2 separate regions of the Homo sapiens genome follow, and region 1 is linked to region 2. The links are chromatin loops, found by intact Hi-C in ENCODE. Cell type or tissue: Calu3. All regions are shown on one strand. Links, peaks and the distances in the headings refer to the core of each region. The heading gives the core; the rest is flanking DNA. Region 1 holds the start of KCNIP1 (potassium voltage-gated channel interacting protein 1). Region 2 overlaps KCNIP1 (potassium voltage-gated channel interacting protein 1).

Region 1 (15,552 bases), core at 3,279-11,278, 60 kb before region 2:
GTCTGTGCGGACTTAAGGACCTGCGCCCATATGTTTGTGGGACTTTCTGGGCATGCATGCTTGTTTATGAGGCCATACATCCGGGTATTCTGTGAACTGCTAGCATGGTGTGTATCTGTGTGGCAGACAGAAAATGGCTGGGTGGGATTGTAGGGGGCAGCTTGGGCAAAGGATCCTCAGTGTCAATCAAAATGGGTCTCAGTGGGAACCCAAGCAGCTCAGACTTGGGGGAGGGGAAGCTCTTCCTCCACCTTCCAGGGAGCAAACCTTGCAATTCAACACCACAAGGCTTTGAGTCCACAGGCAGGGACGCAAACTTTGCCCATTGGGTGAGACGCCACTCACAGAAGGGAAATGGCTTCCTAAATCTAATCATTGCCCCTTCAAGCACTAACAACCCGTGCCCAGGAGCTGATGGCTAATGAATTATTGAGCTGGAAAGGGAGAAGAGGTAGAACCAAGGAGGAAAGAAACAGAAAAATGAGAGAGCAGGCCGGGTGGGGTGGCTCTCGCCTGTAATCTCAGCACTTTGGGAGGCCAAGGCGGGTGGATCACCTGAGGTCAGGAGTTCAAGCCCAGCCAGCCCAACATGGCGAAACCCCGTCTCTATTAAAAAATACAAAAAAATTTAGCTGGGCCTAGTGGTGGGCGCCTGTAATCCCAGCTACTCCGGAGGCTGAGGCAGGAGAATCGCTTGAATCTGGGAGGCAGAGGTTGCAGTGAGCAGAGATCGCACCACTGCACTCCAGCCTGGGCAACAGAGCGAGACTCCGTCTCAAAAAAAAAAAAAAAAGAAAAAGAAAAATGAGAGTGTAAGGGCCCAGAGGGGCTGAGGGCTCCTTTCTCCTCCCCAACTCCCTGTCACTAGAAGGTGGGCCCTGCCATAGGAGGATTCTGCAGAACCCTCAAGGACCCGCGGAGCAGGACGGCACCTTCTTCCCATGACCACCCATTTGGATGTGTTTTTCACCCCTTTCTGGGTGGGGCAGACTTTCCCCCTCCCCATGAGTTCAGGCAGTGGGTTAAATAAGATTTCCCTTGAAGTCGAATGAAATCACAATGCACCACACACAGGGACACACACACACACACACGCACGCACGCACATCACACACACACACACACACACACACACACACACACACACATACACACACACAGTCTCCCTGGGGCCAATCTACTGCCCCCTGAACCTCACCCATCAGCCAGGTGCCTGGCCCCGGGTCTGTCTCTTAGGGTTACATGCTCCCGGGGCTCCCGCACATACCCCGGCAGATGAGGGTGCGCAGGGGTGAGGGCGCAGGGCTGGGCGTCCCCCGCCCCCACCGTGCAGCCCTCGCCCCCGCCCCGCCCCTCCGTAGTTGCCCGCCCGCCGCCCCCTCCGCCGCCCCCTCCGCCGCTCCGACTCTCGCCCCGAGCGCTGGCAGCAGGCAGCAGGCAGCAGGCGGGCGCGCTGTGGCTCCGCGCCGCGCGGTCCGGGCTCTGTTCATTCATGATTGGTACTCGGCCCTCCGAGACCCAGCCCGAGCGCAGGGAGGGGAGCCGAGTGTGCGGCAGGAGGGGCGGGCGGACGGCGGCTCCCGCACCGCACGCGGCGCTGGCTCGGCAGCCTCGGCCGGGCGGCCGCTCTGGCCCCGTGTCCAGTGCCAGGCAGGCTTCAGGGCACCGTCCTCGGCCCTGGGCGAGGGAACCGCCGGGCCGGGTCCTCGCGCGGGGAAGCGGTTCCGAAGGCTCGCGGGGAGCGGCTAGCCCTGAGTCCCTGCATGTGCGGGGCTGAAGAAGGAAGCCAGAAGCCTCCTAGCCTCGCCTCCACGCTTGCTGAATACCAAGCTGCAGGCGAGCTGCCGGGCGCTTTTCTCTCCTCCAATTCAGAGTAGACAAACCACGGGGATTTCTTTCCAGGGTAGGGGAGGGGCCGGGCCCGGGGTCCCAACTCGCACTCAAGTCTTCGCTGCCATGGGGGCCGTCATGGGCACCTTCTCATCTCTGCAAACCAAACAAAGGCGACCCTCGAAAGGTAAGCCACCTTCTTCCTTTTGTTCCCCTGTCTGGGCTTGGGGGTGCTAGGCGCCGAGGTGGGCTGTGCCACCTGCCTCCCTTAGTCCGGACTCTCCTCTCCACGAGGAGCCCGGACAGGTGCTTGTATCCAAAGGAGAGAGAAATCGGCGGGAGGGCTGGTGTGAACACCCAGAGGAGGGAGCCGGAGTGGACGTCTGCCCCAGCGGCAACTGGACCCCTCTGGGGCACCAGGTGTCGGGACTCTCCTCCTGGGGAAATCTCTGAGAGCCGAAGGAAGCGGCATGTTCACAGGTGGGGGTGACCGGATTCTCTGGTGGAAGTGTGGTGAAGCTCTTCCCATTCCCATGACAGCTGGCGTTTGAGCACTCAGTGAGGGTGCTGCCACACTCCCACACTCCTCCTAGGCGGCTATGCCAGGTGCAGACCTGCGAGTCCCTTCATCAGGAAGAGTGCTCTGTCTGCACCCCCAAAACCTCTGCAAGCCAAAAGGAATCAGCTGCTGCCAGGGGTAAAACTCCCAGGCCTCATGTCCTGGTGGCTCCGGGAGTCAGGAGGAGCAACCGTGAAGGGCTGGCTGCGAGCTGAGCTTACATCAAGGATTAAAAAGCATAATATCGTGGAGTCTCTTCTGCCTGGACGCTGTTCCTTCACCACCTGTCCCCAGCCGAGGCATGGCTGATCTCACCATCCGTGGGAGAGTCCTCAAATGGGTCCAGGTGAAGTTGGAACCAGTGTGTTGGGCCCTGGAGGACAATGCAGGTCTCCTTACCAGCAGTTCAAAAGTTAGTGGTTGGAATAAAGAGACTGGAAGCAGTTAGGAAACGGGAAATGATGGGTTTTGTTTTGTTTAATGTTCAAATGTCACTACGAGTGGTAAGATTTTAAGCAGCTTGACACTTAAACATTCAAATTCTACCATCAGAGCCCCCATCCTGGATACAGGTGGGAGTTAAGCTCCTACCCTACAGGCCTGATAGTGAGTAGAAGTGTAATGGGGTAAGGGACCCCAAGTGAACAATAAGTCTCCTCTTAGAACTTGGTTGGTCTCACCCTGTTTAGAACCACAGAGATCTCCATAAGTAAGCTGTCCTTGAAACCCCCTGGAAGAAGGGGTCCCAGCTTCTGGCCCAGCTCCCAGGGGCATCAGGCTGGCTGAGCCCCGAGGAAAGAGATCTCTGGGTGCAGATCTTAGGTGCTGAAGCTGGGTTGGCATTTACATCCTAGAACATAGGAAGAGGCTTTGGCCCATTTGTCCAGCTGAGTTACATGTCCTGCTGGCAAGGAAGGGACTGGTTGTCCTGTTACCAGTCCTGACCAGAACAGGTCTGCAAAGCTCAGCCCAAGGCCTTGACATTCTAAGCCTCACCTCTCACAGATCCTGGGATGCTGCTTGACTGGGGACAATTTTCAGCGCCAAATATAGGTCTTCTCCCTCATCATCTGTCTGACCACCATGCGGTCTCAGAGGCCAGGGGACTGTGGGGACAGGAAAGTCAGGGGCTTGTTTTTAAATATTTTCAATGCCTGTGGCTCTCCTGGGAGCTGGGTGTCACAGAAAGATCTCAAGCCCTAGAGTCAAGTGGAGTCTGGGTGTGAATCCCAGCTCCATCACTCCCTGCCTCTGGGACCTTAGGAAAGTCCCCCGCACCTCCCTAAGCCTCAGTTTTTCATCCATGAAATTCGTATGCTACTTCCCGGAGGGAAGGGTATGTAGGAAGTAGAGGAAGGGAAGACTCTGCCTCATATACTGTGTTGGCTGCAGCCACCAGGGACCCAGAGGAAGTTGTTGTAAGGATGTGAGAATCAAATGAATGATGAATAGGGAGCTCCGTGCATAGGGCTGGGAAAAGAGTAAGAGCTCAGACATTGCTGTCTACCATTTCCTTCTCCTGCCCCAAACATCCAGGAATTCACCCTGGATGAATTCCTGCAGGATTCCCAGAGTACAAAGGTCTTTGCTTCTGTCTCCTCGGATTCTAAGAAACAGAAGAGGGGGTACTGGCATTCAGTGTGTCCCTACTGTGTGCTTGCCATAATGCTCGGTGTTTTATCAACAACTCTCATTTAACCCTCACAACAATGTTCGTTTGAGGCTCATAGCAGGTTCGGGGCCAATGGGTGGACTCCCAAGACAAGCTATCGAAGCACTGGGCACTCAGCCCTTCCTGCACAAAGCCCACTGGCGTGAGTTGTCCAGGGGTCCAGCTGCATATGTTCCCCCAGGTATTTGCCCCCGAAGCACAGTCATCTCACTGCCTTGCATAGTGGAATGCTAATCAGCAGAAGACCCTTCTATGGGAGGCAGCTTGGAAACCTGGAGGAAGCCCTGGCTGAGGAGGCTAGTGGTCAGGGAGCCTATCCTGGCCAGGTCACTTTTCCCCACTGGGGCCTCGGTTTCTTCTTTGTAAAGGGAGAAACTTACATTAGGCATTTCCTCAGGTTCCATTTGGTTCTCAAATTCTAATATTTTTATGGTTGATGCTCTCACCAGAGCTGCTGCTATGATCTCAGAGACGTGAGGCTCAGATCTAATTAGAAGCAACCGGAAGAGAGCAGTTGGGATTTTTCAACTCAGGAATCAGTCTCCCTGCTGGGTTCAAATTCAGGCTCTGCCACTTACTAGCTGTATGACTAAGCCTTGTTTTCCTCAACTATAAAACAGAGATAGTAGTAGTTACCATCTTAAAATAGCTGTTGTGTTGTGTGGATTTCAAGGATCATGCAAGTCAAGCATTTAGCACAGTCTCTGCTACATAAGTGGTCAGCAAATTTGAGGTACTATTCAATTTATGGCTCTATTGTTTGGGGCTTCCAAATGTCCAGAGTAAGGCCATTTTCGAAGTAGGCAGTACATCTGAGAGCCTTAACAGCTCATTTCTGGAAACCTTATCCAGCCCTATCCAGATAACTAGGACCAAAAACCCCAGCACACAGATGCTCGTCCCTTGCTTCAACCCTCACTGACCTCTACTCTGTGGCTTGTCCTGAAAACATCAAAGCCTGCTCAATTAAAATCCTGAATGCCTTGATAATACAATTTAGAAACATACATAGTTTTTAAATAGGGCAAAAACTCTGCATGATTAGTGCTGCAAGAAGATATCCAGCCCAACCTGGGTGTTCAGGGAGCGCTCTCTAAAGGCAACAGAAATCTAAAGTAATTTAAGAGCCATGCCACTGAATAAAAATATTCAGGTTCATTTCCTGTCCTTCTCTCTGTTTGGGATCTTTGTGTGTCTTTAATTAAAAGTAGGAGAGCCCTGCTTTTGGGATTCAGCCTCTGCATCCCAGTCCCAGATAGAATTTCTGACTCTAGCAGTTTTGCATGTGCATGACACACCAAGGACACTGCTCCTGGCCTTGAATGGGTAAGTGAGACAGGCTAGGGCATTGAGGAGAACCAGAGGAGGACCATACAGGTGCAGCTGCTGGGCTTGTCAGCGGGGCAGGAGAATTTAGGGACAACATCACTAGACCAAGGCCATCTCAACAGAGAATTGCCTAGAAGCAAATAATCCCACACTACAGGGGTGGCTGGGTTAGAAATCCTCCATGACCGAGTGCAAGCATGCAGAACTTTCTGAAAGGGCTGAGCTTCGGATCTCCAGAATAGTCATAGCATAGGTGAGCTATGACTCAACCCCATGGCTATCAGATGCTTTTTCTAAGGCCACACGGTGAGTTAATAGGGTACTGGTTAATATAGGGCCAAACATGGGAATGTTCCCGATAGTCCCATATTTGCTCCTAGATCAATGAGCACCTCAGGGAACTTATGGAAGCAGAGTGTACCTGATGAGACTGGGTTTAGGGTTTATTGGTCAGGGCAGCATTTTCAACCTAAAGATATGGGAGAGTGACAAGAGACAGACAGGCATAGAGAAGCAGTAGCCGTGTTGTCACATAGTCCTGAGCCCAAGGGGCAGGCCTTTGGCAAGTCATTTCACCTTGTAAATGCTAGTTTCTTTATCTGCAAAAGGAGAATCCTGATGTATAGAAATGTTTGTGCTTTGGTCTTTACCCATCTTTGCATCTTTGCCTGTCCCTTTAATTCTATAATGCTCTCCCACCCCACCCCTTGCTGCCTTGTCTAATAGTTAAAATTCCACCGACATTCCAAGACCTCACTCAGCAATTTCCATATTCAGGAAGCCTTCTCCAAGCCCCAGAGAGAAGTGATTTCTCCCATCTGAATTCCCATATTCTTTTAAGGTGTACATTTTCTTATGACTCACAATCGCGCTTGGAATTAGACAATCAACGGAGGTGTTAACCCCCTTTCCCCACCACCAGAGGTCAGGGTTCTTGGGGGTAGGAGCTCGTCTAACTCATCCTTCACAACTCTCTGCTTGGTTCTGTGCACATAGTAGGTACTTAATAAAAATTTTCCTAGAGTAAACTATAAATAATGGAATGGTTGGCCACTCTCCATTATTTGCTAGAATTGCAGACCCTGCAGGAAAAGTTAGCTTCCCACCGGAATTTCAGTTACCAGCCCTCTGCCAGGAATGAATTCTGTTGTTCGGTCTGCTGGCTTTGAATTGACTTTGTCCATGAAATGTACCGAATCTGTTTACCATTTAGCAGGAAAGTGCTGAGAACAGTGATTCTACTCCCACTCCCTCATAATCACAAAGGTATGAGGAACCCACACCCAGCACCAGGCACAGTTCTGGTCCCTCAATCCCAGAAGAAGCTCAATGGAGCTCAAGATAAACAGAAAGAGAGAGATGGAAAAGAATGGAAGACAGAGGAGAAGGACTTACTGCCTAAAATCAGTGGGATTGTTTTGACTTGGTCTCTGGAAAAGGGCCAAGGCTTAGACCTCTTTGTCTGCCTGGAAGGGCCTTGCTCCATGAATGCTTTGTAAATCTGTAAGTGAATAAGTGAGCATATGCTTTAACAAATAAGTGAAAAGATGAATGATTGAATGAATGGGGGAAGCAGTAAAGGAGTGAATGAATGAAGCAACAAATGAATTATCAACTGAATGACAGAAAGAATGATCGAATAAATGACCACATGAATGAATGAATATGTCCATAAATGAATGAATGATGAAGTGCCAGAACAGCTATAATTAACAGCCTATCTTTTCACAAAGAGCATTGATAGTCATCTCCCCAAAGTTGAAAAATATAAATTCAGTCAAGAAGAGTCCTGGTAATTTTTTGGATACTGGTAGGTGTATAGTGTCTTTGGAGAAGGTGAGGAGATGTCTCTAAGTTTTCACTCTTTTGCTGAAACAAAAGCAGGGACTGACTCACAGTGATTCCCCTTGTCTTCCCTTATATTTCAGGTTCGTTCACCCTTGCCTGGGTGAGATCAGAATCTGTATATTTATCCACTCATTTATTTGTTCACTTAGCCAGTCCCACAATTGTCCTTCAGCATTGCTTCCCTGCCTAAGATCCACTCTGGCTTCCTCATCCTCCCTCTTCCTCCATCTCCTCATTCACCTGGCCAACTCCTACTTATCTTTCAAGGCCTCATTCAATGCCACCGCTCTGGGAAGCCTTTCCTGGCTTCTGTAGGCAGAGCACATCTCTGCCTTCTCTCTTTCCCCATAGCTGCTGCTGCTTCCCTTAACTACAATTCTGAACACACTATGAGGTTGTCATTATGGGTTTACACATTTATCTCTCTGACTAGCTTTCAGGCACTGAGTCTTATCCCAGGGCCTCTGTCAGGCCTGACACTGCATCCAGGCTTGATGGATGCTGGCGGCATGGAGGTAAGGATGGATGGGCCAGAGTGTGCGTTCTTGATGGCTCTGAGCGGTGTGAGAATGCGGCGGTGCAGATGAGGAATCCAGGTCTGCTCCTGGGGAGAAGCTCTGCAAAATTCTGCATAATGGCCGTGGAGCTGATGTTCCCATTCATCAGGCAGGGAAGGAACAGTTTTTAGAAAAGAGAGAGAGAGCCTAAGAGTCCTAGGGCCTTCAGAGAAACATCTCTTTAAATGCTTCCCCTTCCTCCGGGTAGTATTTTAAATAGGTCACCTTCTGGAAGTAGTGGTAGTCAGTTGGGATATTGCTAGCTTCCCGTACCCCAGCCATGGGAGTAGTACTTTGGATTAAATCTTGTTATTCAAGGCCAGACTAAAAGCCTCATTGGTGCGGTGGGGGGAAGTAGGAACCACATTCCACTCAAATCAGGAAGCTAGAAGTAGGATTGCATTATGGCTATGAGCACCGCGTTAAAATAAGAGTCTTGGGATTGAACTCCCTTTCATTGGTTCATAGCTGAGCCTTTCCAGGCCTCAGTTTCCTCTTCTATAAAATGGGGACAGTGGGCCAGGTATGGTGGCTCACATCTGTAATCCCAGCAGTTTGGAAGGTCAAGGTGGACAGATCACGAGGTCAGGAGTTCAAGACCAGCCTGGCCAATATGGTGAAACCCCATCTCTACTAAAAATACAAAAATTAGCCGGGCATGGTGGCATGCTCCTGTAATCCCAGTCACTCAGGAGGCTGAGGCAGGAGAATCGCTTGAACCGAGGAGACGGAGGTTGCAGTGAGCCAAGACTGCACCATTGCACTCCAGCCTGGATGACAGAGCGAGACTCCGTCTCAAAAAAAATAAAAATTAAAAAATGGGGACAATGACAGTGTCTCCCTATAGGGCCACGTGAGGGCCAAGAAGGAATTGAACATGGTGCTGCACACCAGGTGAGTTGGCAGTGCTGGCTTTGCTGCTGCCTTTTGTCCCATCTCAGGACAGGCCCCTTCCTTCTGCCTTGCTCCACTTGGATGATGACGGTGTTACCCTTGGTAATCTCCCCATCCCTTTGAGCTGTGGCCTCTGATTCCAGCCCTCTGAGATCCCGAGCCACCATATCCATGGTCACTGGCATTCTAAGCAGTTTCTCTGGTGATTCCTAAGGGAAGCTGTCAACTTTAGATGGTAAAAGCAATTCCCAACAGTGAGGTATGAAAATGCAGGTCACCCGCCAGGAAGGATAATAATACTAGCTCAAATGACTCTGGCCTCCACCCAGTGCCAGGCACCTTGCTCGGCTCTTTCCTGTGTTATTTTATTAACCCCAACCCTGGAGGACAAGATGCTATTACAGTTCTCATTTTGCAGTTGAGGAACCTGAGGCTCTAAAAAGGGAAGTGCCTTACTAAGGGTCATAGAGCTTGGGAATCGCAGAGCCTGGTTCTGGTTGATCCCAGACCCTGAGCTTCTAACTGCCATACTAACCTCCTCTCCTCCTGGCTTTGCCTCTGGAACCTTAGGGACCTGAGTAGAAAAACAGTCAAAACGGGTGCATGGATGTTGGGGAGAAGGCATTCAAGGATAGACTGAAGCACCTCATTAGCCACACGGAACAACTGAGCTACGTGCAGGCCCTGAGCAAAATGCTTTTAGCCCCATCCCAACCCCGCCTCCCCCTAGATCTGTTTCCATTTCATCTGACACTGTGGAAGCCTGAATATGAAATGATTGGGGGCAGAAGGCCAATTAGCAAATTCATTAATAGGATTAAACATCTCTCCTCTGCTCTAATCATTTATGTGAACTAAAATTTTCTCTCTTTGTTATAGCCATCATTGCCTGTCAGTGAAGATAGAGTGTTTAAATATCTTCCAAGTATGTTAGAATTGCAAACGTTCAGAACCAGGGACCAGGATCAGAGTTTTCACACGGTCCAGGTGGGCAAGGAGATCAGTCGGTTTACAAGTGGTTATCACTGCTAAGAAAAAAACACAAGAACTTGCTAGTACATTTGCAAGTACCTTACTGCTCATCTCCTTTCTCTCCTTAGCCACATGTTGGCCCAAATCACCTGCGTATGTTATACGGTTGTTATGAGCATACACTCCTGGTTAGGCAGACCTAGAATTCAAATCCTGGCTCTGCAACTCATTAGCTGTGTGACATTGAGCAGGTTACCTCGCTTCTGTGAACTTTCATCTCTACATAATCTAGAAAATGAAAGTATTGTTGATAATTCCCTCCCAGGTTGTTATGAGGATTAAATGCAGTCATGCATGTAAGATGCAGCGGTCAGCACTCAGAATGCGCTAAAGGTAAATTGTTACTATCTGGGTCTACTCCACTTAAAGTGTGCTCCTCCAACCAACAGCCTCAGCATCAGTTGGGAGCTTGTTAGAAATACAGAGTCCCGGCCAGGCGCGGTGGCTCACGCCTGTAATCCCAGCACTTTGGGAGGCCGAGGCTGGCGGATCATGAGGTCAGGAGATAGAGACCATCCCGGCTAACACGGTGAAACCCCGTCTCTACTAAAAATACAAAAAAATTAGCCAGGCGTGGTGGCGGGCGCGTGTAGTCCCAGCTACTCGGGAGGTTGAGGCAGGAGAATGGCGTGAACCCAGGAGGTGGAGCTTGCAGTGAGCCGAGATCGCGCCACTGCACTCCAGCCTGGGCGACAGAGCGAGACTCCATCTTGGAAAAAAAAAAAAAACCTCAACTCAGTGAGACCTACCCAGTCAGAACCTGCATTTTAACAAGATCACCAGATGGTTTATATGCCCACTGGAGTCTGAGGAATACTGGCCTAAAGTACAGATTATGGAACTATGTGTATTGTATTACACAAAATTATATATCAAGCCAGAAGAGGCTTTTGCTAAGACTTCTGATTTAAGCCTCATTTTACAAATAAGAAAATAGAATCCAGAGAAGGTGAGTGGTTTGCCCACAATCACACAGCTCAAGTGTTAGGCCTGACATCCGAACCCCAGCCCTGGTCATCTCATATAAATTGTTAAGAAGTCAGATTTCCAGATTTGCATTTCTGCAATCAAGCTTGTCTGTTTTTCTTTCTCTCTCTTTCTTTTTAACAACAAAGAAGTGCAGGATGATGTACGCCCATTAAGTTTTAGTTTACTCATTTTAAATGTTATTCCAGCCAACAGAGATCCTGAATCTTGACTCCACCAGCCATCATCTTAGCTGTACCTCCAAGTTTTCTGCTACCTGAAGAAATGATAAGGAGGCATTCTAGGTCTTTATCTAAGTTGCTTCTAAGAACATGGGCCAGAACAGGGTGCAGGACAGAGCCATGTGGACTGCAACTAGAGACTTGCCTGCATAATGGATTTCACTGATAATGTTCAGAATCCCAGAGCAGGATGGCAGCCTGGTTTACATACAGAGCCTTTGTGTGGGATTTGAAGCCAGAAAATGTGACTAAAGTAGGAGTCTAAACAGACACAGGTAGGGCCTGGGGAATGAAAGTCAAATGCCTTTTCCAGGGGGTCTAGTAGGACCTCTCTGTTGGTGGGGATCCCCCAAAAAAGTAATCTTTTTATTTTTGTAGGAGTCCTGTAATGGTTTCATTATTATTCTCACTTTGCAGAGTAGGAAACGTAGATGCAGGGAGGTTCTTGATTGGCTAGTGATTAGTAAGCAAGGACTTGAAGTGGATCTGATTGCGAGGCACTCCACCACCTGGGCTCCTGCCTGCAGCTGGAGGGCATATCCAGGACAAGCAAGCCTCTGAGCCCCAGGAAGAGGCTGAGCAGTTACAGCTAGTTTCCCAACTCCCAGGAACTGAAAATGACAGCCTCCTCTTGGCCCCATCAGCTCCTCACCCATGCCAACCCTGGACCCAGAGTGAGGGATGTTCTGGTGGAGACCATGAAGCTCCCAGCTGCCTGGGGGAAGCTGGCACATTTGCATCCGTGTGGCTGAGGCTGCACTTTCTCTCCATCTCTGGGATTCGCCCATGTATGACTCTCCCAGATGTCCAAATTGTGCACTCAGCAGGGGTGTCTTCAGGAGGCTTCCCCACCCATCGAAATCAGGGCAGCAAGGGGCTCCCCTTGTCTTCTTCCCTCTTTGCATACATCCAGCCCTGGGCTGATTAGGACTCTAAGCCCTGTAGGCCCTGACACTAAAATAATCAGGTCCTCCCACCACTGCCCCGCCCTGCCTCACCCCACCAAGGGCTACACAGGCATTTCAAAGGAGAAACAGTAAAATAAGTTTAAGGAAGTCTGCCAAATTTGGATTTTTCCCATGTTGACTACTTTAGTGACTTTTCTGAAATAAAATGTGCTTTCAAAACACAATTTTTGATGCCTCTACTTTGCTAGTGCTTTAAGCATCTCTTGAGTGTGCCTGTGAGGTATTTCAGCATTGGAGTTGGAACCAGACAGGAAAAGGAAAGAAACCGATCTGTATCGGGCACCTGCTGCATGCCAAGGACTGTGCAAGGTGTTGACAAAATAACAACAGTAACAAACATAACATTTAAATCGTCCTTGTGACATTTATATAGCAATCTGTGCCAAGTACCACTCTAAGCGCTTTCGGTACATTAAGCTAATTTAATCCTCACAACAACCCTATGTGGTAGGTAGTGTGATTATTCCCATGTAACAGATGAAATCTCACACTATGAGAGACAGGCACTGATCCCCCTATTTTATAGATGAGGAAACTGAGGCTTGGGAAGAAGTGACTTGCCCAAGTGCCCCGATGCCTGGTGGAAGAACAGTGTTCACACCAGCTTTGGCCACTTCCAAAGCCCTTGATGTTGACACTCCAAATGCAGGCCTCACTCATTTCCTAGAAGCGCCTTATGATTTGATATGTCCTCAGGGTGCATTATAAGAGGAGGGAGGAAAACCTGGGACTACAATGAGCATTGAATCTTGTCCTGATCTTCTCAGGGACCCTCTGTCATTCCCGATTGCCTATTGCATCTGTTCTCACCTGGTACTACCATTCCCTCCTCCCTGGTTTTTCCCTTGCTAAGTGACCACTCTATACGTTGGTCCATATCATGTAGCCTCTGCTGGAGGCAAGTCTGGTTCCCATCTGCCTTCCCCTGAAGAAGAAGCTGCTGGAAAATTAGAGTTATGTTGGACACAGTCTTTGTCCCCAAGGAACTTCTCTCTGGTCATAATCATTATATTAACAGCAAACCTATAGCATGCTATGTGCTAGACACTTTAGCAACTTGGTTTTATGTAAGCCTTACAGTATCCCCAGGAAGTGAGCACTATTACTAGACCCTTTCCAGATGAGGACACTGAAGACTAGAGGGCATAAGCAAATGTCCAATGTCTCACTTCTCATAAGTGGAAAAGCCAGGATTCGAACCCAGATGGTTTGCCTCCAGTGCCTGCATGCTGAATCACTGGACTAGGCTGGACCTGAGCATTTAGAGGACATTATAGATTATGTAACACTGTGGGGATTCAGAGGATGGAGAAAGCACCTCTATCTGAGGGGCAGGGGCTGGAGAATTAGAGAAGATGGCCGAAAGAGGCGGCATTAGAGCTCAACAAAAGAGCTAGGGGTTGGCCCAGGCAAGAATGTAGGTTAGTGAAGTTCTAGGCAGAAGGAACAGGATAAGCAAAGTCACAGAGGCAGGCAACAAGAAGGGGAAAGAAATGAAAACTGACAGTGATGTTTTGTATGCTTGTGACTTGGAGGATGTTAACAGAAAGAGGATGCCATCAGAAGTGGGAGGCAAGGAGCAGAGTCAGGCTGTCCATGTTCAGGAGAATGGGACAAGGTCCTAGGAGGTAGTAGACAGCAAGGATGAGGAAAGCACCAAGCAAGTAGGGATCGAGACTGTGCCCTCTCAGCACCACCCTTGTCCCCCTAAGTGTCTCCCCGTGATCACTGCAGCTTACATTTGATTCCTCCTTCTCCTCTCCCAGGGAACTTACTATTTGTCCCCATGATTTAGCCTTTGATTACCTTGAACTGTTCTATCATCATTCCCTGTAAACACGCTTGACTCTCCAGCAAGAGTGACCTTTCCTCAGAGACCTGGACCTTTCTTTCTTCCCTTCTCAGCATCTTCGAGCATCCCAGGACAGTACTGGGCAAAAGACTGGTACTTGGTGACTTGAACTGATATTTCACAGAGATGCACAAAGACTTGGGATTCCTTAATTAGAATTCATGCGGCAGAGAAACTTGGGCATGACTTTGAGGATCTCCCCCACCCGCCAACAGCATATTCACAAGATACGAACATCAAAGATTGTGGCTTGGTGTGAAAACATAGCACATTGGAGGCCATTCCATAACAGCTTAGAGCTGATGAAGAGAAAAAGATATGGTGTGTTGGGTGAAATAGAACTGAAGGCCAGTCCTAGCTTACCGTTTAGGAGCTGTGTGGTTTGAAGAAATTGTTTAGCCCCTTTCTGCATATCAGCTTCTTCATCTGTTAAACAATAACAATCATGGTATCAATTCATTGGATTGTCATGAGGATTAGTGAGATAATATGAATGTGTTTAGTAAGCTATAAGGCAGTGCATACGTGGTGGGGATCAGTATTAGATGACAATAATGGTCATAGCAATAATAATGATTTTGATAGTGGTGGTGATGATGTTTGTGATGGTGGTGTGATGGTGGTGATGGGGATGGTGTTATTCGTGGTGGTAATTATTATATTATGGATGTGTGAGTCTGTTTTCACACTGCTGTAAAGAACTACCTGAGACTGGGTAATTTATGAAGAAAAGAGGCTTAACTGACTCACAGTTCTACAGGCTTTCCAGGAGGCATGGCTGGGGAGGCCTCAGGAAACTTACAACTGTGGCAGAAGGCTAAAGGGGAAGCAGGCATATTTTCACATAGTGGTAGGACAGAGAGAGAGCAAAGGGGGGTGTGCTACATACTTTTAAACAACCAGATTTCATGAGAACTCCCTCACTATCACAAGAACAGCTTGGGGGAAACTGCCCCCATGATCTGGTCACCTCCCACCTTGTCCCTCCCCCAACATTATTAACTACAGTTCAACATGGGATTTGGGTGAGGACATAGAGGCAAACCATATCAAGGGATAATATTGTTGATGATGGCAGAGGTGTTGGTGACAGTAATGACAGTAGGGGCTTCATGGCAATAATGATGATGATGATGGAGGATTACAATATTAGTGGTAATGGTGATTATTATAGTATAGGTGATGTTGATTATAAGGGTGGTGGTGGTGGTGACAATGGTGATGGTGGTAGTGATGGTGATGATGATGATAATAGTAATGATGGTGATATGGTAGTATGACAGCGATGGTGGTATGGTGGTGGTGGTGATGATAGTGACGGTGGTGATGATGGTGATGGTGATGGTAGTAGTGATGGTGGTGATTATGGAGGTGGTGATGGTGATAATGGTAATGATGGTAGTGATGGTGGTGGTGGTAGTGATGATGGTGAAGTGATAGTGATGGTGGTGGTTATGGAGGTGGTGATGGTGATAATGGTAATGATGGTAGTGATGGTGGTGGTGGTAGTGATGATGGTGAAGTGATAGTGATGGTAGTGGTTATGGAGGCGGTGATGGTGATAATGGTAATGATGGTAGTGACGGTGGTGGTGGTAGTGATGATGGTGAAGTGATAGTGATGGTGGTGGTTATGGAGGTGGTGGTGACGATAGTGATGGTGGTGATGATAATAGTAATGATGGTGGTGTGGTCATAATGATAGTGATGGTGGTGGTGTGGTGGTAGTGATAGTTGTGATGAAAGGTGGTGATGGTGGCAGTGGTGATGATAGCAGTAGGGCTGATGGTGGTGACAGTGGTGA
Region 2 (15,552 bases), core at 3,544-11,543:
CTTGTCCACTGCTGTGTTCCCAGAGTTGGGGAAAGTGCTTGATGTGTAGCAGGCACTCGACAAACATTTATTGGATGAGTAAATGAATGCTGTCTTCACTGGCCTCTCCTCCCTTGTCCAGTTCCCAAAGCTCAGTGGGTCCCCGCAAATGCATTTATTTTGCAAAAGCCTTTCCCAAAGCCTGGCATCCAATGGGTGCCTCATTTCCTCATCCCCTGCACGCCGTCTCTCAGTCCCTGAGCTGCTGTGCCCACGACATGCTCCATTTTCTCATAAAAGCCCTTCCAACAAGGGGCACATTTGCATTTCAAGTTTCCTGGAATTGGAGTACAGAGAAATCTGACTTCCAGAGCCCAGGGCTCTAAGCTGCAGCTGGAGAACTGAAACACAGCAAGCAGGACACCTGCCCAGAATAAGGTTCAGGCCCTGGAATATCACATGGGACCCATGCTCCTGTAGCTGTCTGCAGTCTCGAGCCCCAAGGCAGTAGAACAGGTGTTCATCTTCTCCTGCACTCTGGAAATGGAGTCCAGGGCCTGAGCTACTGAGTTTGTAGACTGCAACTTTGGTAGCAAGAGGCATTTCTCCTCCTCACCTCCACCCACACACAGATCTAGTTCCCCTCGTACGCTGCCCTTTCAGTCTTGGACACTGCAGAAGACCTGCTAGGAGAGCCTAAGAAACCCAAAGCCTTCCCACCTGCCATCCACCAACTATCATTTACTCACCCCCACTCCTCCAGAGTGCAGATGACTATTTCACTTACTGATTTGGCAGGCGCTGCTGCTCCTCACCTTGGTTGGAGTAGAGTTTACCCTGCCCAGCCCTGCAGGCCCAGTGGTAAAGGGAAGGAGGCTAGTGATTATTCCGACTTTGGATCAATCAGTTGCTCAGTTTATTGGAATTACATCCCAGTGGCTGCTATTGATGGAACTGCTGGACTCGGGCCCACAATCCTCATGCCAGTTTTATAACACTGACATCACCTGCTCACACACAGGGCTTCCTCTCCCATCCTGTCCCCATACCTCACTCTGTAGCCTGAGATTTCTAAGGTGGGGGATCTGCACTGGGTGTTTGGCATAAATGATGTAAGAGATTTCCTTTGTATTGCTCTCAGCTACATCTTACCTTTGTGTAAGAATGCAAAGTCATAAGCACAGTTTACAATTGCAATGGGAGGTATGTGCTAGTTTTAAGGTGTTTTGTTTTTTTTTTTGTTTGTTTGTTTGTTTGAGACAGTTTCACTCTTGTTGCCCAGGCTGGAGTGCAATGGCACAATCTTGGCTCACTACAACCTCTGCCTCCCAGGTTCAAACGATTCTCCTGCCTCAGCCTCCCAAGTAGCTTGGATTACAGGCATGTGCCCCCACACCTGGCTAATTTTGTATTTTTAGTAGAGACAGGGTTTCTCCATGTTGGTCAGGCTGGTTTCCAACTCCTGACCTTGTGATCAGCCCGCCTGAGCCTCCCAAAGTGCTGGGATTACAAGCGTGAGCCACTGCATCAGGCGTTTTAAGTTTCTACCATTTGGGGCATATTCAGGAAGATTCCTATCCCAACACACCCCTTCCTTCTGCTTTTATAAACACACAGAGTCCCCAACCACCCTACGTCCTCTTTCCTCCATAACCACGTCACAGTGCACTGTAAACACATTACGAACCAGCTATGCAATAACAATCTGCTGAATCTCAGAGATGCAGAAAGAAATCACTGGGCCTTCTATTGATACATTCTTATGTTATCATTTTTAATTTCTATAATTATGTTTTTAAGGTACATTGTGTATCAGCACAGCAGCAGATGCTAATAATATATTAAAAACTGTACTCGTGTTCTGGGAGTGTTCACAAATTATAGCTTCACACTATTCTCATCTTCTCCCGCCTCTGCTCAGATGTCCTTGAAACATCTCTAAGGATCCTGGAAGGCAAACTGACTACAACACTTATTTGCACAGCACAGCATCTTTCCTATGACACGTCTTTTGGTTTTTCCAATCATCAAAAGCAAGAGGTAGCAGGAGACCGAGCTGTTAGGCACTGACCGTGGCATTGCCTCCAGGGTGAATTGCGGGGGCACAGGAAAAACAGCTCAGATTCCTAGCTTTTCCCCACCTTCCTGATCTACTGAACCACACTTTCTCCAGGGATGTGGCCCGTGATCTATATTTTAAGAAAACACCTCAAATAACTTCCCAGCCAGGTGTGTGCACCACAGTGCTGGGACGTGGTATTGTTCTTGCCATGGGAGGTGGGAGATTCTTGTCCATCCTTCACCCAGAAGCCTGCATGTGGTTTGTCAATTTTTTTTTATTTTATGAAACTTTTTTTCTGTTTACACTCTTGCAGAACAAACAGACAAATTATATAGCTGATGTCACATCCCTTTGAAAAATCTATCAGGTTTCATCCATTCATTCAACAATTGTTTTTACCAGTTACACTTTTTTTTTCATTTGCCATATACAGAAACTGAGGCTCAGTGAGACTGAGAGATTTGTTTCTGACTTAGCTTGTAAGAAAGAGATTCAGGAACTCAACCTAGGTTACCTGGCCCCAAGTCCTGTGCCCTTTTAATTTTACTTCCGTACATTTTAATGAAATGGCTGCGAGACCAGAGCTCTGTGTGTGAACAAGTTGTGCCTTTCAACCTTCCTTTATCTCCCCTTCTCTTTCCCCACCACCAAGAGCAGGCTGATGAGAAAATTAACATTCAGGACACGTTCTGCTCCCTTCTGATTCCCACAGAGAGAACACAGCCTCTGCCTGCCAATTAGTGACGTTCAGATCTCTATTAGAGATGGGGACAGCTAGTTCCAGTTATGCAAATGCCCTTGTCTGAGAGTAGCCATGGGCCAGCAGCATGCCAGTCTCACCTCTCCCCATGGAGTCACCATGGATGTGACTTGCACCTCCCGTGTTGCTTTAACCAATAATCAAATCAGTATCTATTTATATAAGCACTGGCCAAGGTACTGCAGGAAGCTCAGGGACAGATTTTATTTCAGCCTAAAGGAACTTACACTGAGTAGAGAGTGTGGCCAGGGAAAGGGCAGATCTTTCAAAGACACTCTGTTCTTCTCTAAACACTCACAGTTTCTATTTATTACCCAAAAAAATACATAAGGAAAAATACCTAACATTTGTTAAGTACCTACTATGTGCCAGGCACTGTTAGACACTTTATACACATTATCTCATTCAAGTCCATTAATTTTATATAAGAAGCAATATGCTATTTGGTTCAAGGCATGTGTTTTAAGTAGGAAAAACTAGGATTTTTAAAACTAGGATTTTAATCCTGCCACTTTCTCCATGTGGGACTTCTTGACCTCAGTTATTCATCTGCGAAATGGAAGGAAACAATGTCTGTTTGCCAGGAATATTTTCAGAAGCAATTAGATAAGGTATTTAAATCCAAGCACCTCATCTTCATATGACACAGCATAGTGTTAAGATGCCTAATATGTAGGGAAATGACAAAAATGGACAAATGCAGGATATTATTAGCAACAATGCAAAAATATCTGTATATGGATGAAGAGTGGAAGAGGACAATTATGGGGGAAACTTGTTGTCTTTTAATTTCTGAACTATCTGTATTATTATTATTATTTTAGATGGAGTCTCACTCTGTCTCCTAGGCTGGAGTGCAATGGTTCAATCTCAGCTCACTGCAACCTCTGCCTCCCGGGTTCAAGCGATTCTCCCGCCTCAGCCTCCCGGGTTCAAGCGATTCTCCCGCCTCAGCCTCCCGAGTAGCTGGGATTACAGGCACCTGCCATCATGCATGACTAATTTTTGGTTTTTTGTCTGTTTGGTTGTTTGTTTGTGTGTTTGTTTTGTAGAGACAGGGTTTCATTGTGTTGGCTAGGCTGGTCTTGAGCTCCTGATCTCAGGTGATCCACCCGCCTCAGCCTCCCAAAGTGCTGGGATTACAGGCGTTAGCCACCGCGCCCGGCCAACTATCCGTATTATTATGTATTTTCATTTAAGCTTTTAAAGGAAAATGGAAACACTGCATTAAACTGAGCCTCAGAGAAATTCAGTGACTTGTCCAAGGTCATACAAGGACTGGAGGGACCAAGGCAGGATCTATCCATTTTCAATGCCCATGCTTTCCCCCACACACCATGCCACCACATGTCCCTCAGGAAACAGGTCTGCAATGATTCAGGAGACCTCGTAGTCTACATTGATAGATGTAAACAGCATTGGTTTCTGTCTTAGAGAGTGGGCCAGTGAGGAAGGCATGGATCAAAGCAAAAAGAAAAGCCAAGGAGGGGGAGGATGGAGATTAAACAGGTCCCTGGTTGTCAGGGGCAAAACTGTTAATGACGGTGGAGCACCATGAAATTAATGACCCACCCAAAGCACCTGAGAAATTGAACTGGTTATTAAAATGCAAATCATAAACCAGGAAAAGGAGGAAAACAAGCACGAGGAATTAGGAAGAAGGAAGATATGGCATGGAGTACCACGAACAGAAAGTCTGTGGCCAGCACCTGGATATTCAGAGAAAGAGTGTGATTTAGGCTTCAGAAGGGCAGGGGTCTGTAGCTTAGGGACTGGGCAGAGCTGTTACCTAGAAAAGCTAGAAACAGAAATGCATAAATCCCAGTTGTCCCTGACAGTGGGATACAGTCAGGGCCTGAAGTGCAGGGGAAGGCCATCTTAGGTCAGAGGCAGTGGTTCTTGGCATACAGTGGTTTTCCCCCTAAGAATGTTAGGCAATATTTGGTGACATGTTTAATGAGCACAACCAGGTTAAGTATCTACTCACTGCTAATCTCTGGTGAGCAGGGAGACCAGGGGTGCTGCTAAGCATCCTACAAGGCCTGGGGACCTCCCCACCAACTACAGTTATCCAGTCCAAAATGCCATAGTGTCGCTGGGGAGAAACCCTGATCTAAGGATGAGTGAGAAGGTGGATACAGGAGGTGAGGAGGTCAGAAGTCAGACCAAACATCAGATGGGAAGCTAGGAGGAAAAGAGGTCAGAAAAGGAGTTATGAACCAAAGGACAAAAGGAAGTTAAGTAGTCAGTCAGGAGATGAGGATCATAGAGGAGATCAGGCAAAGAGAAGTCCAGAGGTGGAAAAAAGCTTCAGAGCTCAGACGGGCTGGGCTCTAACAATCATCACAGAAGCAGCAAAGATCAAGAAGCAATGGGGAAGGACAGTTGAGGCTAGCGCCAGGGGGAAGGGCCATTGGTGAGGAGCCTTTCTGATCAGAAGTTGGATGGAGAACACCATGGTGGATGTGGATGGAGGTCAAAGTGATGATGTTCTGGAAAGCAGTTTAAACAAAACAAGGGGCCTGCGTGCTTTACTACCAGAGGCCATCTGTTAATGGATGATGGGAAATGCCACTCTTGGCCCCCACAGTCAGGAGCAGGTCACCTTCAACTGGGCACAGCAACACGTCCCACTGCAGGCAGGCACAAAAGCAGAGGCTCATTAAAGAGCTGCCCTGGGCCCAGGCTACATCCTTGGCAAAGGATGAGATTTGCACCCAAGGTCAGGATGGCTCGGGTGTGTGGAGCACGGGCTACGGAGCCAGGTCAATGGAGTTCTAAATCCCTGATCAGCAACCTTCTACAGATGTGGCCTTTGATAGGTCACTGCCTCTCTCTGAAGCTCAGTTTCCTCACCTATAAAAATGGGATCGATAACAGAGGTTACATCTGTGTGGATCACCTAAACTGTAGAGGATTTTGCAAATGTGTTGTTGTGGTTGCCATTCTTATTGCTGGAACATAATTCCCTCATTAGTATTTCTGAGTGCTCTGGTGCATATCTGCTGCAGCAGAATCCTTCATGCATCCAGCAAACATTTCCTGGGCATGTAGTATGTCCCAGACACTGTGCTGAACACTAAGATTACATGGAGGAATAGAGATTAATTTCTGTTCTTTGTTTACTAAGCTCCTAGGGGCTGAAAGGCATCTTAAAGTCCATAAACTTCCTCCTGATGCTTAAGTACCCTCCACAACATCCCACTTATGTGTCCTGGGCTTGCACACTTCTGGTGCTGATGAGCTCACCGCCTCCTGAGACAGGTGATTCCTTCTACAGACCACTCAGACTATGAGAAAGTTCATGCCGGGTGCAGTGGCTCACACCTGTAATCCCAGCACTTTGGGAGGCCGAGGCGGGTGGATCACCTGAGGTCAGAGTTTGAGACTAGCCTGGCGAACATGGTGAAACCCGTTTCTACTAAAAAAAAAAAAAAAAAAAAAAAAATTAGCCAAGCATGGTGGCGGGCACCTGTAATCCCAGCTACTTGGGAGGCTGAGGCAGGAGAATCACTTGGACCTGAGAGGTGGAGGTTGCAGTGAGCCAAGATCACACCACTGCACTCCCGCCTGGTTGACAGAATGCGACTCCATCTCAAAAAAGAAAAGACAAAAGAAAGTTAATATATACCTGTATTGAGCTGAAATTCTGGTTCTGGCCCTTTCTCTGCGGCTACCCAGGCTTGTGTTTTCATCTCCCACATTACCTCCTATTAGGGACTTTAATGGATGACATATTGTCACCCAGCCTCCTCTGCTGGATCGGGATAGCTTTCCATCCAGACAAAGAATTTTCATGACTGAGTGACCATCCCCAGGATGGGCTTTGGTGTCTCTCTTCCCTCAGAAAGTGGGAAGCTCCAAGTGCTGCCCCCTGAAACCCTTTTCCAGTAACCATGGCCTCCAGGGGTCCTGGGGTGATCTCAGAAAGGTAGACAGACCTCTTTAGCAGTAACCTGGAATATTTTGCTACCTTCCTGAAATCTAGAGAACAGAGCAACTTTGCAAGCTTCTTCAAAGGAGCCCGTTCTGACCCAGGTCGATGGAGCTCCCAAAATCTGCACCCCCACCCCCCGCTGCTGTGTGCAACAGGAGAGGGGCTTTCCCGGACCAGCTTTTCCAGAAACATGAATTCTTTTTGACACTTGGCAAACATTTGGGGACCCTCTCAGACCTCACTCTGGGCAGGCCCGAACTGTCTTTTCCATGCCAGAGGGCAGTCCAGGTTCCTATCAGAGTTATTTGAATAATCTTCCCAACACCTCTGAGCTGCAGTTTCTTCATGTGTCAAATACAGATAACAATAGTACTTCACTCATAGGATTGGTGGACAAAGTCAGTGAGGTACCAGGTGGAAAAAGAGGTAGAACAAGCTGGGCTTTGCGGCATGCCACCGTAGTCCTAGCTACTCGGGAGGCTGAGGTAGGAGGATTGCTTGAGCCTGGAAGTTCAAGGCTGCAGGGAGCTATGATCACACCAATGCCCTCCAGCCTGGGAGACAGAACGAAGCCCTGTCTCTAATTTTTTTTTTTTAAAGAGGTTGAAAGGTGTCTGGCACTTAGTAAGCCTTCACCCTAGTTAGCTTTGCTAGGATTATGATTTCCATCCAGACAAAGAAGTTGCCCTCAGTGACGTTCTAGCAGAGTCATCAAAATTGGGTTAAAAGGAAGCAATTTAGCATGGAGCGAGCCTAAAAATGCACCAAAGTAATGAAAAGAGCAAAGCATCTAGACATTTGATATCTGGCTGTTTTTCCCTAGGACCATTGTCATGGATGGGGATAGGAGAGCCATCTAAGGTCCCTGCCCATCTGCAACACTCTCCTGTTTCTGCTCCGATGCTCTACGATGTCGTACGTGGCAGAGCCAGCCCAGCGTGGACTTCAGCTCTCCCAGTAACTGGCTGAGTGATATTAGAAAAGTCACTGAGCCTCTATTTTCTATAAAATTAAGAAAAATCACACTCCCTTATAAAATCCTTAGGGAAATTAAAGATCCTTGGGAAAATAGATCTCTTACAGGCATATCTTGGATACCTGATCAATGATAGCTGCTATAGTCTTCTTCTGATCATGCTTTTCATAATAATCATCTTAATCATTACTGGCATTCAAAGCCATGAAGCACCTGGGAGAAGGAGAAGCTGATCTGTCCATGCCTGTCTCCTTTGGAAAATGCACGCTGTTACACTTCCCCACATGTTCAAATTCATACTCTCTCCCCCACCCCCTTTTTTGAGTGCCCCCAATAGGCACTTGAGAAGGCTGAAGCTGGGATTGTAAACTGCCAGATCTCCTGCCTTGCTCTCACCCCTTGTTCCAAATCTTATCAAATATTAAAAGCTGTGAAATAGAGGCAGGTTTTAAATCATTTTAATCACAGCATTCCTCAGCCTGCTCAAAAGGGCTCAAAGGAATCGATTCAGAAGTGGTAATTATGACTGTGGCCCCGTGCCAGGCGGCGGGTCAGCATTGGAGCACCAGCGACAGACGGCCGGCACTGACTGGGGAGGGCTCCTCCCAGGTGGGGACACCGAACAGGAGATGCCTCCTGGGAGGAAATAAAGCTAAGTCATCCCAGGCTGGGTATCAGGTTTTAAAATTCATAACCAAGTCAACTGAAAATCAGCTTACCTTTATTAAGTCCCCCACTAAGTGCCAGATGCTTTTAGCCTCATTTAACCCTCAGATAACTCCTGGAGGTATGTGTCATTATCCTGATTTATAAGTGAGGAAACTGAGGCTAAAAAATGATAAGTAGTGTCCCAAAGCCAATCAAAAAGTAGCTCAACTAGATCTATCCAGCTTGGAAGCCTGCAATTTGTTCTCTGTGTTTTGGTCACGCTCAGATTCTGAGGACTGCTGCAAAAATGTTGAAGGAGGTGCTACCCACAGGTCCCCTGCTGTCCTTCTCCAGCCTCCACCATCTGCCCGGTCCTCACTCACTTTCCTCCCTCTTCCCCCACATTGTCTTTTGGACTCTGGTTGACTCTTGCTGTCCTCTGGCTACTGGGATTCATCCATGCACATTAGAACCCAGTTAGGTCACTAACCCTTTGACCATCACAGCCCAGCTGTCATATCCCTCCCTAGACTCATCTCTTCCCTGGCCCTTTCACCTCCATGCTGTATACTCCAGCAAGACTTAGCTTCCTCCAGTTCCTCCAGCACCTTTCTCTCCTGCCTTCTTGCCTGTGCGCAGGCTTTTCCCCAACTGGAGCAACTTGCTCTGTCTCCACCTCCAGGTCTCAGTTGAAACATCACTTCTTCCTGGAAAGACTGCTGACTCCTAGGTATTTTTCCCCTAATTTATACCACCGTGGCCAGGGCTTTTCTGCTATGACGGCACCCAGCACTTGGTTGGGGTTACTTGTTTGAATTGTTGGGATTCCTTTTACTGGCCAGACTGGAGGAGGACAGAGAGCACGTCCATCTGACTCACCACAGTCCAGGGCTAAGCAGGGTTGCCGGTACATGGCAGGCACTCAGTAGACAATGGCTGAGTGAGTTATGTCAATAATGGGACCGTGCTTAAATGTGGACATTTCTGGGGGCTCAGGGAATAGGTCATTCTGTGGGCCAGACAAAGCATGCAAGTGAGCAGAGCTGGCCCTTCGCCTACAAAATACCGAAGAATATTCTTCAATATCACAAGAAAGTATCTTTTCCATCATTTTTCTTGAAAAATGCATCCCTCCTGATCTATCTTTCATTTCCTCACATTTAATAGAGATGTGAATACAGAGAACTATATCTCTACTATAAGACAAATAGCACCCTACGCACAGTAATGACAGCCCAAGTAGTCTACTTGTAGGAACAATGAAAGGAAGTGATGGGGGCTGGGGTGAATGGAGGTGCACCGAGCCTGTCTAAAGAGGCTGCTGCTTCTCAACCTCAGCCTGGTATTGCCCAAGGAAATGTGAACCAGTGCAGCCAGATTTCCTGACTTCAAGAGGAGCTGGAAATCGACTGTATGCGTAATGTCCCAATTTTTAAGAGCTGCCTCAATTGAACACGCACAGGCACAAACAAAAACAAAATAAACAAGCCAAATGCAACATCTGCTGAGAGGTTTTGGTTCTTGGATTGCAACCTCTGCACACATTTTCCCACTAAATAAAGAAAAGCTCCTTGCAGATGGACCCCGGTGGGACCTCCAATACCCGGAATGCACCGAATGGCTGGGATTTGTGTGGCCCCAAAACCCTCCCTTCTTGCGCTCACAGTGCTTTCTTGAAGCTTCAGCAAACCCCAGCGCCAAAGGAAAAATATTTATAACCTGACTAGGCAGCGCTTAAAAGATCAAGGCATACGTGGTGTGCAGAAATCACTCGCACATTGTTCCTGTTTCCTCTCTGCCATAGGATCAAATGCTTCCAGTTTCAATGATTAATCGCCTCTCAGTTTTCACCACAAGTTGTACAATGTTATTGACTGAAACAGAAATATTCATTTCAGGACTCTGCTGCTGGAACAAACACAAGCTCTGGGGCGGGGCTGATGATGACTGATGGCACAGGTTGCTGCACATGTTTCTGTGCTATCGGATTCAAACCACCCCTGAGACTGCTCTCTTTACAGATGGGACTCAGGGAAGCTCAAACAACTATCCAACAACAATCATTTAGTGTGACTTTATTAATGGCCACTATCCATGGAATGTTTACTCTATTCCGGATACGGTGCCAGGAACATTACCTATACCATCTCATTTAAGCCTCATAACACCCACTGTTATATTTGGGAAGGAGCCTTGGCAGTAACATTTTATACTTGAAATAACTGAGGCAGAGAAGCCCAAGGCTGCTAAGCAGCAGAGCAGAGGGGCCAGTCCCCAGCCCAGAGCTCCCACCTCGGCTCTGGCATTGCTCTCCTATGCAAGACCCTGACACAGACACACACAGTCTTTTCCAAGCTGGCTGGGCAAGGAACAATTTCTTTTGCAGAAACTCGAGTTACTACAAGGCTTCTGTGGACAGTCTAGGGTAATATTGGTACTTTAATTATGCACCTGGTGTGTTATCTATCCTTGGGAGTTGGGAAAGGTGATGCTCTGGCGGTCTGGGGAAATCTGCCCTCTGAAATTCGAGCACTCTTGAATCTCTTGCCTGGGGCCCAATTGAGCATGGTTGCTCTCCAGGAATGTCCCAGGGCAGTGCCTCTCTAACTCAAATCCTGGGAGATATTCTCCAGCGTCTATGAATTCTCCAGGTAACCTCTTTACAAAATTTAAAATTTTTCATCAAATAATAATCATGTAAACATCAATTTACTATTTTAGGTTGTCTGTTTTAATCACCTTATAACCATCTATGTTGGGGGTCCACAAACTACAGCCTGTGAACTAAATCAGCTTCCAACCTGTTATTCTAAGGTCTACTACTGAAGAATGGCTTCATGGTCTTAACCCATTGAGAAAAAAAAAATCAAAAGAAAAATAATATTTCATGACACTTGAAAAGTATATGAAGTTTAAATTTCAGTGTCCATAAATAAAGTTGTATTGAGACAGCAGTTCTCATTCATCTGTAGCTGCCTTTGCAAAAAAGACAGTGGAGTTGAGTCATTGGAACAGAGACCTTATGGCCCATAGAGCCATAAATATTTACTATATGGGCCAAGACAGAAAGTTGGACAATTCCTGACCTATGCAATGTGATGTTAGTGGCTTATGTTTGTGCTTCCAGCTGAGTTGGGTACTCTGTCTGTTGTGGTTTTGTTCAAGTTCTTGGATTGCAACCTCTGCATAAATTTTCCTGCTAAATAGAGAAAAACTCCTTGCAGAGGGACCCAAGTGGGACCCCCGATACCCAGAATGCACCAAATAGCTGGGTTTTTTACTTTTATTGCCATAGGGCTAATGAGAAAAATAAAAATAGAGGAGGACTCAGGCACTTAGAACATTTGCAGCTACAGAAAGCAGTAAGTCCTCACATTATTGTCTACAGGTTCTTTGATATTGCAACTTTATTAAGTGAAAAGACATATAAAGAAACCAATTTGACCAGAAGCTAATTGAAAGAAATGAGTTAAGTTCCTTGGGCATATTTCTGGGCACAAAAACATCACCAAACTTCTAAATAAAGACCCAAAACACTTGTAACACTAAGCATTAAAATAAATATGAGCTATACATGCATTTAAGAAAGATTAAGCAAAACAAGTCAGATAATTATTTACCCAAGTTTGGTGAATTAGCGAGTGCCAGCAGTCATAGTGGTGGTCTGTTGGATCAAGGAATAAATGTTTGAAAGCAAAAGTTGTCAGGAGCACCTCCTCCTACCACACAGTTCAAAAACAATTACAGATATGGCAGGCTCGCCAAGCACTTCCATACCACATGGTTTATTGCCTTGCATTTGTACGATTATCTTCTGCTTTACAAATTTTTATTTTACAATTACTTTTATTCATTGACTGATTCATTTTCCAATCCACTTATTCCAGTTCAGGGTCACAGGTGGTTGGAGCCCATCCCAGCAGCTCAGGGTGCCAGGAAGGAACCCACCCTGGCCAGGACGCCATCCCATGGCAGGGCACACTCACACACACCTACATACTCACACTGGGACCACACCAGTTCACTTCACATGCACAGCTCTGGGACGTGGGAGGAAACTGGAGTCCCTGGAGAACACCCGTGCAGACATGGGGGAAACGTGCCGATTCCACACAGACAGTGGCTCTGCCAGGGTTTGTTGTTTGTTTGTTTGTTTTTCATCAATGTTATATGAAGCAACAGTATTCGAAGACCTGCTGTACAGCTTTCCAGCAGTTCCAGGAAAAAAGAGCCCTGGGAGACTTAAGCCATCACAGTACAAGGCAGTAGAGGCAGGGTGAAATAGAATGGAAAAAAAAAATGTGAACCCACACTGCAGTCATACTGGAAGCAGCAATCCCATTTCAACCAAACAACCTCACATTAAACTAATGTTGTTAATTTGAAGTTTATTGGTTTTGCAGTCGTATTTGTGTTTAATTTGGAAATTTGTTTCAGTTTTATAGCTGAATAAGAGCTAAAAAGCATAAGGATTTTATACCTAAGTTTTATGTCTGTACATATTAAGTAACATTATGGTAAAGTCAACACTTACTGAAAATGTCCCCTTTAATAGGGCATATGTTACTTAAGTTTAAGCAGGAAAAATGGGTTTAAGAAATACCAATTGTATTATATCTTTAAATATGTGTGAGCTGTTCAAAGTTGCCACCTGGCAGAAAATTCAATCTCAGTTACATAGGGAAGTTCCTACCCCTTTCTAGGAAAGGGTCTTGTTAAATAAGAATTCTAAGCTTAAGTTGGAGACAGGTTCTTGGGTTGGGGCAGTGATCATTTTTTAATCTTGCTTGTATGCCTACACTGCTTTTGTGTGTGCTGATCTGTCCATCCTTTAGGCTGTGCTCTGCAGAATGGCTCAAAATCACCCCTCACTTAGTCCTCCCACTTGCTTCCTTTGTACCCCCTCAGCCCACTTTGCTTCTTCCTCTTTCCTGGACAAAGGGAGCACAGTTGTTCTCAACGGGCCTTTAGAAGCAAAATTCTGGCTTGACTTTCCAATGTGGGAGTGGGAGAGGACTGCTAAAAATAATTGGTCTTTCTTCTTAGCAATTCACCTTATTACAACTGTTAGGTGGAAAACTTTTTTTTCGTTTTACTGAAAAGTTTAACCCAGGCACTGAAGAGTTAGATTGTATGGACCTCTTTTAATCATCTGCTGAGTTCTCCAATGTATCAGTTAGCTATTGCTGTGTAACAAATCACCCCAAACGCAATGCTCTACAACAATAAAAATCATTTATTCTGCTCACTGCCTGCAGTTTATTCAGGCATTGGATGAGACAGCTTCTTCCTGCTCCATGTGGAGTCAGCTGGGTACTTGAACTGGGACATGGATGATCTACTTTCAAGATGGCTTATTCTCAGGGCTGCCAAATGGATACCGGCTATCAGTTGAAAGCTATAAGCAGGGGCACTCTGCATAAGCATGGCTCATCTCTACAAAAGCTCCTCCCCAGTCTCCTTGTTTGGGCCTCACAGTGTATGGTAACCTCAGGGCAGTCAGAATGTGACAACTAAAGACTTCAGGAGTAAGTATTCCAGGAAGCAAGATATAAGCTATGTGGCCTTCTAAGACCTAGCCTCAGAGGTCACATAGTGTAACCTCTATCACACCCTATTGGTAGATATTGTAACAGAAGCCCACCCAGTTTCACAGATGGGGACATAGACTCCATTTCTTAATAGGTAACTGGCCAGAGTTGTAAAAGAGCATGTGGGATGGAAGATATTGTTGCAAGCATCTTTAGCAAATACAACTGGACATACCCAATGCAAGCACAGGATTGATCCTCCACTCTGCCCCCATACCCCATGATTTATTAGCCACTCGGACAAGTGACTTCAACTCTCCAAGCCTCTGTCTCCTCCACTAAAGTGGGGACAAATGAGTATTACAAATGAGACCATTAAATAAGATAATACATTTTAAAAATTAACCTGGTACCTGTCACAAAGTACATGCCTAACAAATGTTTGCTTCTGTCTCACTTCCTCAATTTCATCTCAGTCAACCTGGACTGACTCAAAATGGCATTCTTCTTGGCTGCCCCCTTTGAAGTATTTCTGCTGAGAAAATAGTTTCTGTGTATTTGTAAATTTACAGGTTGAACATAGATCATTATTCAAGCATTGCTGGTCGATTCGTCTTTTCAAAGGCGGGAGCTGCTGGCTGTGGGAAGGGACCCAGCAGGGGTCTCTTGCAACCCTGCTCTATGGGTGGGGGAAATCTGGACCTCCCTCTGGTGGGGTTGATTGAAGTGAAGGGTCACCATATGTCTTTCCCAAGAGGGTGACTGACTTCCTGCTTTGGTCCCAGTTTCCCTGAGATTTTCCTGAAAGCCCTTCCGGCTAGCCCAGTTGGGAGTGTTAGTACATCAGATCCCATGCTTTGGTGAAAAATGTAAACACAGACCTGATTTTTCATTTTAAATGAAGCCAAGCATATTGCTCCCAGCAGATGCCGAGTGACTCAATCTGTCCTCTCGGTTCTGAAGGGAACTGAAGAACAACATGGTAAAATAAAGCAAACAGCACATTTATTGGTTGATAAAATGCTGTTTTAGTCTACCCTGGCATTATATGGTGATTGCTATGTGGCGAACATCTGTTATTAAATCCAGACTTCTGTTGCCTGGATACATTGAGTCAAAAGCTGGAGCGGATGAGAAATCCATTTATGCGTCTGTTGCGTGTGAATGTCAGAGCTCATATGATGCCTTTGTCTTCATTCTAACTGAATCTTTTAATATGGACCGTCTCACTTGTTAATTCTGACTCAGGGGCAATAATGTTTTCATTTGATTAAAAAAGGTTAAAGAAACAAAGAAACAGTGTTTTCTCAGGTGCTCTAAGTAATTCTGTTAATGAATTTTCGGAGACAGCGTGTGAATTTGAAAAGAGTAGGACTTTTTAAAGAGTTCATACTATGAACCCAATAATTCAGATCCTAGGGCCTTATCCTAAGGACATAATAGAAATGAGCACATTTATAAGAACAAAGATGTTCAATGAAGTGTTACTTACAACAGCAAAAAAACTTGAAAGTCACCTAAATGTTTGTAAGTCAAGAGCTTCATTGATATTGACTGCAAAGTCCATGTTATTCCATGTGACGAATTTTTTAATCAATCACCTCTTGATGGATTTTAAATTTTTTACAATTTTTTGCTATCCTAAAAAAAATGTGTCAA

The links. Hi-C counts contacts between places; a loop is a spot of excess contacts. Peaks named below come from ENCODE experiments on the same cell type or tissue, not always from the same donor. Only the 100,000 strongest peaks of a DNase experiment are listed, where the experiment ranks them.
Region 1: a loop joins it to region 2, with 2.5 times the contacts of the local background. A loop is called at or near these places in 2 of 110 quality-filtered maps.

Annotation. Positions count from the first base shown.
Region 1 is chr5:170,502,617-170,518,168 of GRCh38, forward strand. KCNIP1 (potassium voltage-gated channel interacting protein 1) reads left to right here and starts at 1,404. Exons shown (of 8, transcript NM_014592.4): 1 at 1,404-2,017. The coding sequence starts at 1,957. In Calu3, for the core only: a CTCF peak has its summit at 6,380; no DNase peak of the experiment used is centred there.
Region 2 is chr5:170,562,425-170,577,976 of GRCh38, forward strand. The region is part of intron 1 of KCNIP1 (potassium voltage-gated channel interacting protein 1); the gene reads left to right. Among named protein-coding and RNA genes, the nearest start is that of KCNIP1, 66 kb to the left of the region's middle. In Calu3, for the core only: no CTCF peak of the experiment used is centred there; DNase peaks (open chromatin) are centred at 8,267, 9,147, 9,647 and 10,277.